2 separate regions of the Homo sapiens genome follow, and region 1 is linked to region 2. Evidence: read pairs that join two places in POLR2A ChIA-PET (ENCODE). Cell type or tissue: PC-9. All regions are shown on one strand. Links, peaks and the distances in the headings refer to the core of each region. The heading gives the core; the rest is flanking DNA. Region 1 overlaps CYTH3 (cytohesin 3). Region 2 overlaps RAC1 (Rac family small GTPase 1).

Region 1 (6,971 bases), core at 174-2,673, 130 kb after region 2:
AGAAGTTCTCGAGTCTCAGGACTTGCTGTAGGCGGTTTTATCTTGGTTTCAGCCATCACGAAATGTAGTTGATTGGATCAGTGACTGGGAATTTCAAGAACAGATTTTACAGGAGTGCTGTTTCCTTAGAGTTGTAAAGTTATTGACAGGGCCATTTCAACTTTGGTTAAACAGATTAAAGGTTGGCCGGGCGCAATGGCTCATGCCTGTAATCCCAGCACTTTGGGAGGCCGAGGTGGGTGGATCACGAGGTCAGGAGATCGAGACCATCCTGGCTAACACAGTGAAACCCTGTCTCTACTAAAAATACAAAAAATTAGCTGGGCGTAGTGGCGGGCACCTGTAGTCCCAGCTACTCAGGAGGCTGAGGCAGGAGAATCGCGTTAACCTGGAAGGCGGAGCTTGTAGTGAGCAGAGATCGCGCCACTGCACTTCAGCCTGGGTGACAGAGGGAGATTCCATCTCAAAAAAAAAAAAAAAAAAAAAAACAGATTAAAGGTCAAACTTGGGTAGTCACACTAACCTGAGCGTCTCCCCCACATAGGGAGTCTGTAAGTCCTTAATTTCATAAGAGACTTGAAGTAGAAGCTGTTTTCTCCTGATGTCCCCAACATATCCCTCCCTCCCTATCTTGATGAGGTGCTGGACCCCCAGGACTACTGCAGTGCTGTGGTGGGGGCCTTTCTGGTCCTCAGCCCAGCTTCTTCACGGCCGACTCTGTTGGGATGCATCATGCTGGAGATAACTATGTAGCCATTCCTTCCTAAATAGTCTTAGTCCTGTGGGATTGGAGAGGCCCTCTTTTCCCTTGGGGTCTCTAGGAATTAGGATTTCAGAACTTTTCCCTGTTTGCTATATCAGGTCAGCCATTGAGGATATTTCGGGTAATTCCCCTTGTTCAAGGCAGAATATTGTCATCTATAATGTTAATGGTTCTGAGAATTTGTATTCATACTTTCTGTATGCTTACATAAGTTTGTTTAAACATTTGAGCCTGATTGGTGTTGACAAATATTTGGTATTGACATATTTTTAAGTAAATATCTGCAGCTCTGTCATTTCTAGCCTTGTGATTTTGTGTAAGTTACTTAATCTCCCTAAGCTGTTAAAAAACCGAAGTGAAATTATTTATATGAAGAATTTATCAAAAATCTCGACGATTGTAATAGTAGGCATTCAAAACTGTTAGTCATCAGTGTGTTAAGCCTCTGGCCTGCCTGTCTTTACATACTGAGTAGAGTGAGTTGGAAGAATTGTTTTATTTGGGCTGAGGAATAACTGATGATTGGCAATATGATTATTATATCTTTTCTTCCCAACTTTGTATTTTGAAAATGTTCAAATCTACAGAAAAGTTGAAGGAATGGTACGATGAATCCTATATGTCTTTCACCTAAATTCACCAGCTGCTAACATTTGGCCACATTTGCTTGTCTGTCTTTGTATTACAATTTGTGTGTGTGTGACTGAACCCATTTGAAAGCAAGATACAAACATGGGCAGGTGCGATGGCTCACGCCTATAATCCCAGCACTTTGGGAGGCCAAGGTGCGCAGATTGTTTGAGGTCAGGAGTTCGAGACCAGCCTGGCCAACATGGTGAAAGCCTGTCTCTACTAAAAATACAAAAAATTAGCCGAGCATTGTGGTATGCGCCTGTAATCCCAGCTTCTTGGGAGGCTGAGGCATGAGAATAGCTTGAGCCTGGGAGGCGGAGGTTGCAGTGAGCTGAGATCACGCCACTGCACTCCAGCCTAGACGACAGAACGAGACTCCGTCTCAAAAAGTTACAAACATCATAACGCTTTTCAAAGAAATACTTTAGCACTCGTCTTCTAAGGACATTCTCCTACATAACTACAGCCGTTATCATTCTTAAGATAACTAACAGTCATTCCATAATATTGTTCCAAAATAGTACACATTCTGCTTTCCCCAGTTGTTACCAAAATGTTTTTATAGCTTTCTTTTTTTTTTAAACCTATCTAGGCTCTAATTAAGATTTACACCTTCTATTTAGTTATCTTTTATCAGTCTTATTTTTGTTGTTGTTTGTTTGTTTTTGAGGTGGAGTCTTGCTCTGTGGCCAGGGCTGGAGTGCAGTGGTGCGATCTCTCAGCTCACTTCAACCTCCGTCTCCCGGGTTCACGTGATTCTCCTGCCTCACCCTCCTGAGTAGTTGGGATTATAGGTGCCTGCCACTGCACCTGGCCTCCTTTCTTTATTTTTTATTTTATTTATTTATTTTTATTTTTGAGACAGAGTCTCACTCTGTCACCCAGGCTGGAGTGCAGTGGCATGATCTTGGCTCACTGCAACCGCTGCCTCCCGGGTTCAAGTGATTCTCCTGCCTCACCCTCCCGAGTAGTTGGGATTACAGGTGCCTGCCACTGCACCTGGCCTCTTTTGTTTATTTATTTATTTTTATTTTTGAGACAGCATCTCACTCTGTCACCCAGGCTGGAGTGCAGTCTCATGATCTCGGCTCACTGCAACTTCCGCCTCCCGGGTTCAAGTGATTCTCCTGCCTCAACCTCCCCAGTAGCTGGGACTACAGGTGCCTACTACCACGCCCGGCTAATTTTTGTATTTTTAGTAGAGATAGGGTTTCATCAAATTGGCCAGGCTGGTCTCAAACTCCTGACCTTGTGATCTGCCCGCCTTGGCCTCCCAAAGTGTTGGGATTACAGGCGTGAGCCACCGTGCCCGGCTGTTTTTAATTTTAAAATGTGTTTTGGTGGCTGGGTGCGATGGATCAGGCTGGTAATTTCAGCACTTTGAGAGGCCGAGGCAGGCGGATCACTTGAGGCCAGGAGTTCAAGACCAGCCTGGCCAACATGGTGAAACCCTATCTCTACTAAAAATACAAAAAAATTAACTGGGCATGGTGCTGCATACCTGAAATCTCAAGCTGAGGCACGAGAATTGCTTGAACCCAGGAGGCAGAGGTTGCAGTGAGCCAAGGTTCTGCCAGTGCACTCCAGCCTGGGTGAACACAGTATGACTCTGTCTCAAAAAAAAAAAAAAAAAATTGTTTTCGTGACACCTTTTTGAAGAGTCCAGGCTTATTGTCTAATATCATTATTTGCATCCTATAGACTAGATTGCATGTGTAAGCAGAATTGATAAGTGCTTCAGTTTCTTTAATTTTTTAATTGTAAATATGTTAAAAATCATTTTGATTCAAGGTAAAAGTGACATTCATTTTTCTTGTTCTTTGGTAAGTGTGGATTAAGTTGGTAACCAGAAGGAGTTACGGAGTGGTTCAGATGTCAGTGGAATGTGTGTGTGGGTAAATTTGGAACAAGCATCCACAGTGGTTTCTCAGACTCACACCCATCCGGAGGTAGTTATCTGGCTTAACATAGTGAGGATTTTATTTTAATATTTGGCCATGGTTTTATAAAGAAATGAACTTAACAATTGGAAAATTTAGTAAGACAAACTATATTTACATAATTTTCAAGAGATACTTTTGCTGTCAGATCCTTGGATGAAGACTAAACCTTAAATCTCTCAGGAATGCATCTTTTTCTTCTTCCCTCCCTCAACACTTTCCTATTGATTTAAAAAAAGAGCTTTAACTGCAGCTGAGACTAATACAGGATCCAGCTGTAGCTTTTTTGTTGTTGTTCATGTATCCGGTGATGGGCACAGCAAACTCATTGTATGAAAAGCCAATAAAGGAAAGGGCAGGGTGGGAAAAAAAATGACACTCCTCTAAAAGTATTCAAGAAATAGCAACAGGGTCTCGGAGTCTCCCTTTCAGATGACTGATTTAAATTCCATTCTAAAGTATTAATTTTGTTCGTGACTAGTCTAGAAGGCATTTTAATTTTCCCTTTTAATTATGTACACGCCACGTAACCAGAGAGTATATGTGAGGCTGACACATTATTTTCCTTGGAGGCAGAAAATAGTAAAGCATGAGAACCCAGAGAACTAAACGCTCCTCTTGTAAAATAGGGCAAAGATTCTTCAAAATACTGTTCATGTTCATGCTGGTATAGAGATAGCAAGGATCTGTGAAAGAAAGCCAGTTTCTCTTAAATTTGTTCAGTAGTACTCAAATTTATGCATTTACCATACAGCAAATAAATTCAGAATCAGTAGTTCAATCAAACTACATTCCACATTTGCCTATCTGTTTCAGTGTAATTTCTATAAAAGATTTGCATCTTCTGCTCTGTCTTAACAGGACCAGGTCCATATCACCATCCTGTAGCTGAAAATGAATTATGTTTTAAAGTGGTTTTTATGATCAATGTAATGATCATAAGACTAGTGATTTTCACATACTTATCTCAAGCATTTTGTTTTTCTTTTTTCACATTAAGGGGGTCAGATTTCTCATATTTCTTGTAATTGTAGCCAGACGTCCTGTTTGGGGACTATTAAATACCAATGGTGCCTGTGAAGAACTCATGCGATTCTGTGGTAACCATCTGAGTTATTCTTTGTAGATTTGATTTTATGGACAGGCCTCTTTGAAGTCCTGTACTCTATTTTTAGAAGCTCTTTTTTACGTTTCCGTGGTTCAGGGCATCAGTCATAAACATATTTATTATTCAGCACAAAAATGTTGTTCAGTGTCTTAAGGCTGTTTAAACTTTACGGAAATAATAAACCAGTGGCACTTCAGTGGATGTAATATATGAGCACTACTGAACAAATTTAAGGGCGGAGAATTTTGCGGTCCTTCACAGATTGCTGCTCTGTCTGCGCCGCCATGAACGGTATTTTGAAGAATCCTTTCCTATTTTACACTGAGAGGGTTCCGTCTCCATGCTTCTCACACGTTTTGATTTTCTGCCTCCCACTGAAAGAAACGCTTTTGTAGCCCTTCAAGAAACTTCCTACATGTCTCCCCTCCTTCTCTCCTGCCTCATTATTACTCCTTTAAAGAAAAAAAAAAAAAAGAATAGTCTGATAGCTTTCTTTTCAGATTTATTTTATTTTATTTATTTTTTTTGAGACGGTGTTTCGCTCTTGTTGCCCAGGCTGGAGTGCAATGGCGTGATCTCGGCTCACTGCAACCTCCGCCACCTGGATTCACGCGATTCTCCTGCTTCAACTTCTGAAGTAGCTGAGACTACAGGCGCCCGCCACCACGTCCAGCTAATTTTTCTATTTTTAGTGGAGATGGGGTTTTACCATGTTGGCCAGGCTGGTCTTGAACTCCTGACCTCAGTCCACCCGCCTTGGCCTCCCAAAGTGCTGGGATTACAGGCGTGAGCCACTGAGCCCGGCTCTTCTCAGATTTATGTATGATTGGTTTGCTGCTCTGTGTTGTAGCAGAGACCCTGTGCTCTGAAGTAATTTCTGATCCAGTGAAATATTACAGGAGCGAGGGACTGTGCACCTTCAGTGTATTTGGTAATAAAGCACCTATTCTCTTTTTAGAAATCACTATAATCCACATGCCATTATAGTCATCCTTTTAAATTACACAATTGAATGGCTTTTAGTATATTCATAAAGTTGTGCGACCATCAGCACTATCTAATTTTAGAACATTTTTATCACTTCAAAAAGAACCTGGGCCCCATTAGCTGTCATCCCCTCCTCTGCAACCCCTGGCAGTCATTCATTGACTTTTTGTTTCCATGGACATGTCACGTAAATGGAATCATAGAATATGTGGTCTTCTGTGTTTGGCATTTTTCACTCAGCAGGTTCATCCATGTTGTGGCATGAGTCATTTTCCCAGGTTCATCCGTGTTGCAGCTCGATTCAGTGTCAGTGTCTGTGCTTCTCCTGTGGGTGGAACTGAGACTTGGATTGGTTTTAGTGTTGGGAGTGGTCAGAGAGGTTTTGCTCACCTCTGTCACATGGTTGAATCTGTGGCTGTGTGCTATCTTGAAGGTTTTTAGGTTTGCTTGTGTTTTCTTCCTATTGAAAAGGTTGAAGTTTATTTTAACCCGTATTATTTGAAGGACCACATCAAATCCTTGCTATTGAAATCCTTTAGTTGATAATCTTATGAACAGTTGCATCTGGAGTAGAATCATGTTGTCTGTAGAAAGTTTTTACTCTCTCTGAAGACCAATAGTGGGTTCAAGAAACAGAATTCCCCAAGGGAGCCATACTGAAATCTGTTAACAGAAGCGTGAAGAGTCTACTTCTCGGGGATTCCAGTGTGATCCCAGTGGTGGACATAGGACAACAAATTTCCATCCCCTGTTCACCCCAAAATCTCGACAAATGACAGGGAAGAGACTGGGATGGGGGGCAAGTGGGGAGAAGTTGGTCAAAGCGTACAGTCTTGCATTTGTAAGATGAATAAATTCTGGAGACCTCATGTACAGCCCTGTGACTACAGTTAGAGATAACGTATTGTATGCTTGAAATTTGCAGAGTGATTTTAAGTATTCTCACTACACAAGCACAAGGTAACTATGTGAGGCGAGAGGTATGTTAATCTTCCTGACTGTGGTCATCATTTCACAGTGTCTCCTTAATCAAGACATCGAGATGTACACCTTGAATATATCCAATTTTTAGTTGTCAATTGTATCTCAACGTAGGTGGGGAAAAAAGAGCCTGGGAAGGGACCTTTTGCAAAGGATAGAGTGTAACACACTTTTGGAAGGAAACTACAAATGGGAAACCTATAAGCAGATAAAACAGAAGGAGGGTTTAGAGTAAGCAGGAGCAGCTTCTGGGCAGCCCCTCACGGGGCTGTGCTCAGACTAGTTAGTGTTTGGATTTTGGGTTCTGTTGGTGATCGTGGAAATTGTGCTGCAAATAAGGAGAATTCAAAGGCCCTCCGAAGCCACTGTGCTGGGAGGGTTTTCTACACTCTTCTCTGTCCTTTCCTGTTCCTCTTGTTTTGAGGAGTCTACAGCATTTTACCCATAAGCAAATTTTCTTTACAGAGATTGGATTCCTTGCCTGGGGAGAATTGGAACTCAATGGGTGTGTACCAACACCCCAAGTAAAGCTTTTTAACATTTTTGTTTGTTTGTTTTG
Region 2 (5,149 bases), core at 2,650-5,149:
CGTGAGCAAACTTTTTTAATTAAAAAAAAAAAAAATTCAAAAGATTTTAACCACATCTGTGATTGGAAATGAAAACGGTTAGATAACTTCAACCCACGTTAATGGCAGTGTGTACTAAGAGGCCACTTAAGTCAAGGCCAGCAAAGTGACAGCTTTATAGACAGCAATTTGGTAGTTATCTACCAAAAAATAATTTTTTAATTTTTTTTTTTTTTTGGGAGACAGAGTCTCACTCTGTTACCCAGGCTGAAGTGCAGTGGCACAATCTTGGCTCACTGCAACCTCTGCTTCCCGGGTTCAAGCAATTCTCATGCCTCAGCCTCCTGAGTAGCTGGGACTACAGGAGTGCACCACCACACCCGGCTAACTACTGTATTTTTAGCAGAGGTGGGGGTTTTAACATGTTGGCCAGGTTGGTCTCGAACTCCTGACCTCAAGTGATCCTTCCGTCTTGGCCTCCCAAAGTGCTGGGATTACAGGCGTGAGCAATCACGCCCAGCTGTATCTACCAAAATTTAAAACATCCATTGTCTTTTGATTTGGCACGATTTTGCTTCTAATAATCTATCAAGTGTACACAAAGACATAAGGGACAACACTGAACCCAGCAATGTTTGTTAACACCAAGAGTCCAAGTGACCAGTGGGTTAAATCAGTTATAGTACTTCAAAATCATTAATCATTAATGATTAAACCTTTATCTACATATGTAGATAAGGAAAATCTCCCCCATAAATTTAGGACAACAGGGACAGCATGATTCCACTTACAGTAAAAAATGGGTGCCGTGGCTCACGCCTGTAATCCCAGCACTTTGGGAGGCTGAAGTGGGCAGATCACCTGAGGTCAGGAGTTTGAGACCAACCTGGCCAACATGGTGAAACCCGTCTCTACTAAAGAAACAAAAATTAGCCAGGTGTGGTGGTGTATGCCTGTAATCACAGCTACCTGGGAGGCTGAGGCAGAGAATCACTTGAACCCAGGAGGCAGACGCTGCAGTGAGCTGAGATCGCATCACAGCACTCCATCCTGGGCAAGAGAGAGAGACTAACTCCAAAAAAAAAAAAAAAAAAGGAAAACAACAACAACAACAACAAAAACATGGGTACGACACTTCAGAGAGCACCTGGGTGTGTGTTGTGCCTGAGGAGGTGAACACAGGTGGGGAGGAGGCGACACCTCCCCAGCCTGCACAGGGAGGACTCACAGCAGCTGCAGGATGGTGCATTATGAGGCTCAGCTACGTGCGCTCCCGGGTAACCCATCACCAGAGCAGCACTTTCCTGTCTCCACCCAATTCTGCTGCCTATAGGGAGTAAGCAATTCAATAGCCAATTCCACCCTCCCATTCCCCCTTCAACACACACACCCAAGTTTCAATTCCAAAGCCCTACACCTCAATGCGGACATGTAACCAACTGATGACTTATCAGAAAAGGCCAATTAAAACGTAATGGAATCTTTCCCTTTCCAGTTCCCAGAAAGCCAGTGTATCTGAAACTCGTGCACTGACAAGGACTGTTTCTGATCAGACTTTTGGTCAGAGTTCTTGTGTCCAACTATGGTTTTCTTTAACATCATCCAGTCTCTGTACCTCACAGACAGTTAAAGTTTGCTTTCTGGATGTCTAAAAATCAACTAGCAAAGTTGTGAAAAGTTTATATTACCCTAAGTTTCTTTTTTTTTTTTCTTTTGAGATGGAGTTTCGCTCTCATTGCCCAGGCTGGAGTGCAGTGGCGTGATCTTGGCTCACTGCAACCTCCGCCTCCACGGTTCGAGTGATTCTCCTGCCTCAGCCTCCCAAGTATGTGGGATTACAGGCACCCGCCACCACACCTGGCTAATTTTTTGTATTTTTAGTAGAGATGGGGTTTCATCACGTTGACCATGCTGGTCTCGAACTCCTGACCCTCAGTTGATCCACCCGCCTCAGTCTCCCAAAGTGCTGAGATCACCACCCCCAGCCCTATTTTTTAAAAGCCTAATATACCTTATAATTAGGTTTCAGTGAATGTTTAAGAAAAAATTAGTATCTGTTCATATGAGGATTAAAGATGGCTTTACAGCAAAACAAATGGTCAAAGAAATGTGAAACCCGTAACACAAACAGGTTAATTCCCAATTTAAGATACTTACACAGTAGGGATATATTCTCCAGGAAATGCATTGGTTGTGTAACTGATCAGTAGGCAAGTTTTACCTACAGCTCTAAAGAGAAAGAGAAAAAAGGTTGCTTAGTCAACATGAATGTAATCTTAGCTTTCACTATTAAGTTAAAATAATTTCTAGAGAAAAAAAATCAAGGCATATACATCACATACTTAGCATTAAAGAAAATGTTTTCTATAACCCTTTATCACCACATACACATTGGTACCCTGAAATTTAAAGTAAACAAACTAGAATTTCTCAGAAAGATAGAGTCAGGAGCCATCACATTCTGTTTAGGTACCCGGTGTTAGCATTAATAGTCAAGAAACAGTTGTCACCTAGCTACAAGACTCAAGAGAAACAAGATTTTAAAACTTCACGTCTCTTCTGTGAACATCTGTAGAGCCTCTCATCAAGAATCTTAAGTTTGATCCTGAAGATATTTTCTTTTTTTCTTTTTTTTCTTTTTTTTTTTTTTTTGAGACCGAGTCTCGTGCTGTCGCCCCAGCTGGAGTGCAGTGCAGAGGCACCATCTTGGCTCACTGCAACCTCTGCCTCCCAGGTTCAAGCGATTCTCCTGCCTCAGCCTCCCAAGTAGCTGGGATTACAGCTGTCCACCACCACGCCTGGATAATTTTTTTGTATTTTTAGTAGAGATGGGTTTTCGCCATGTTGGCCAGGCTGGTCTCGAACTCCTGACCTCAAGTGATCCGCCCACCTGGACCTCCCAAAGTGCTGGGATTACAGGCTGGAGCCACCACACCCAGCCTAAAGGTATTTTAATTAACACTAATATACAAACACAGCCTTCCTCTTTAAGTAACTTATTCTGCTGCCTTAAGTGGGACAGCTCAAAATCCCACCACATCCCTACAGCCTCCCCTATGGCAATCAGCAATGACTGTTCTCTTGAGAGAAAGTGCTTAGTCAATAAACTACCACACGTAACTGCCATCACATTGATTCAGCTGTATTTAAATGCCACCTCCCCCAGCCCCAATCCTCACACAGCACCATAAGTCTATAAGCAGGGACTATCACAATACATCCCAGACATTTAATTAACAGCTCAGAGACGATGGGAGTTAAACTTGCCAAACAGAGAAGTGTGTAGAAATACTTCAGAGAAAGGAGCACCACCTGCACAACTGGCAATGGGTAGAGACTAATCCTAATATTACCAGTGTGCCGCCAGGCAGAAGAGTGGTGGCTGAAAGTCTCCCAACCACCTGGAATGTTTTTCAAGAGGCTATCACCTAATAACTAAGGTCACCACATCATTAGCAAAACATAAAGGTCTCCAATTTTTACAGCATTGACAAGGCAAGCTTAAGGGCTTACATGAGAATTCAAGTCTCTGGCATCCTGAGGGTTCAGTTAGCCAAGTGCTCTCCTTAATGAGCCCTTCTCTCTGCTGTGCTGTCAGTTTACCAAGGTCACAATGACACATCAGCATCATAATTTTAAGATTTTTGTCGTTCAATCTCAACTACTATAAATTAGAATTCACCATAAAGTTAAGCGCTTTTCCATTTTCCCTCACACTCAAGGCAGATTACAGGCCCAGCCAGTCTTGCCAATATTCATTCACTCATGACATTATTGAGGGCTTAACAAAAGTTGGAACTCCCCATTCCAAAGACTTTAGAGAGTCAAACATTACATCACCAGGAAGTAGCTTCCAACTCCTAAAGGCTTTCTAAACAGAAATGACTCATTGGACATACATTTCGTTAAAAGCTTAGAATGTGAAAATAAACCTGTATGAGCAGGAGCCTAAGCTTTGGAGTCAGAAGCCCAGATTTGAGACCCAGGGCCAATTCTAGCACGTACTGGCTGTATTTTTTGGCAAGTTTCAACTTCCTCATGCCTTTTTTTTTCACCTGCAAAATTAATGCAGAACTACCAGCTCCATCCCCAAACTACTGTGAGCATTAATTCAATTTCAATTTATATCAACCGTGTGCTACACCAGAAGCACACTAGGTGCTAAAGATGTATCAATGAACAAGACCTCATGAAGTAAGTGCAGTTGTTAAATTTAAAAATTAAGAATGCAATCATCACATGAAATTATGCGTGTGATAACTGTCATTATTAAAGCAGCTCTGGAAATGTACAGCAAAAGAGCTAACATTTCTAGAGCTGAAAAAAATATTTTTAGGCCAGGCATGGTGGCTCATGCCTGTAATCCTAGCACTTTGGGAGGCTGAGGTGGGTGGATCGCTTGAGCCCAGGAGTTCAAGACCAGCTGGGCCAACATGGAGAAACCCGTTCTCTACTAAAAATACAAAAATTAGGTGGGTGTGGCGGTGTGCAGCAGTAGTCTCAGCTACTTGGGGGGCTGAGGCACGAGGATCACTTGAACCCAGGAGGGAGGTCAAGGCTGCAGTGAAACAAGATTGCACCAGTGCATCCAGTCTGAGGGACAAAGTGAGACCCTGTCTCAAAAAAATAAATTTTTTTAAATTAAAAAATAAAAGCCTGGTGCAGTGGCTTAGGCCTGTAATCCCAGCACAGGAGGCTATAATCCCAGCACAGGGGCCTGAGGTGGGAGGATCGCTGAGCCCAGGAGTTCAAGACCAGCCTGGGCAACATAGGGAGACCTTGTTTCCACAAAAAATTCAAAAATAAGTGGTGGCTCTTGCCTGTAGTCCCAGCTACTCAGGAGGCTGAAGCAAGAGGATCCCTTCAGCCCAGGAATTCAGGGCAGCAGTGAGCTGTGATCACACCACTCCACCCAGCCTAGGTGACAAAGCACGATCCCATCTCAACAATAAAAAAATAAGTGGGCAGTGGCATAGGGAAATACGTTACCTCTTCTTGTTAAGGACATGGGGACTAGATCCTACTTGGAAAGTCACAGGTTTTAAATTGCCCAGAAAGCACTGGATTTTAGAAGAAGCCTCCAACTGCAGTGTGGCAGGAAGCCTGAGGACGCCAGGGACTCAGTCAAGGCAGACACACATGGAAGCTGTTGCTACAGTCCAGGAGCCAT

Evidence for each region. Peaks named below come from ENCODE experiments on the same cell type or tissue, not always from the same donor. Only the 100,000 strongest peaks of a DNase experiment are listed, where the experiment ranks them.
Region 1: POLR2A ChIA-PET joins it to region 2 with 5 read pairs; 6 of 35 experiments call an interaction of 5 or more read pairs at or near these places.

The regions. Positions count from the first base shown.
Region 1 is chr7:6,249,276-6,256,246 of GRCh38, reverse strand. The region is part of intron 1 of CYTH3 (cytohesin 3); the gene reads left to right. Among named protein-coding and RNA genes, the nearest start is that of CYTH3, 20 kb to the left of the region's middle. RefSeq lists an enhancer at 5,562-5,721. In PC-9, for the core only: no CTCF peak of the experiment used is centred there; no DNase peak of the experiment used is centred there.
Region 2 is chr7:6,384,271-6,389,419 of GRCh38, reverse strand. RAC1 (Rac family small GTPase 1) reads right to left here. Exons shown (of 6, transcript NM_006908.5): 2 at 2,137-2,208. Among named protein-coding and RNA genes, the nearest start is that of RAC1, 12 kb to the right of the region's middle. In PC-9, for the core only: no CTCF peak of the experiment used is centred there; DNase peaks (open chromatin) are centred at 3,413, 3,859 and 4,899; H3K4me3 peaks cover 1,232 bases; H3K27ac peaks cover 2,500 bases.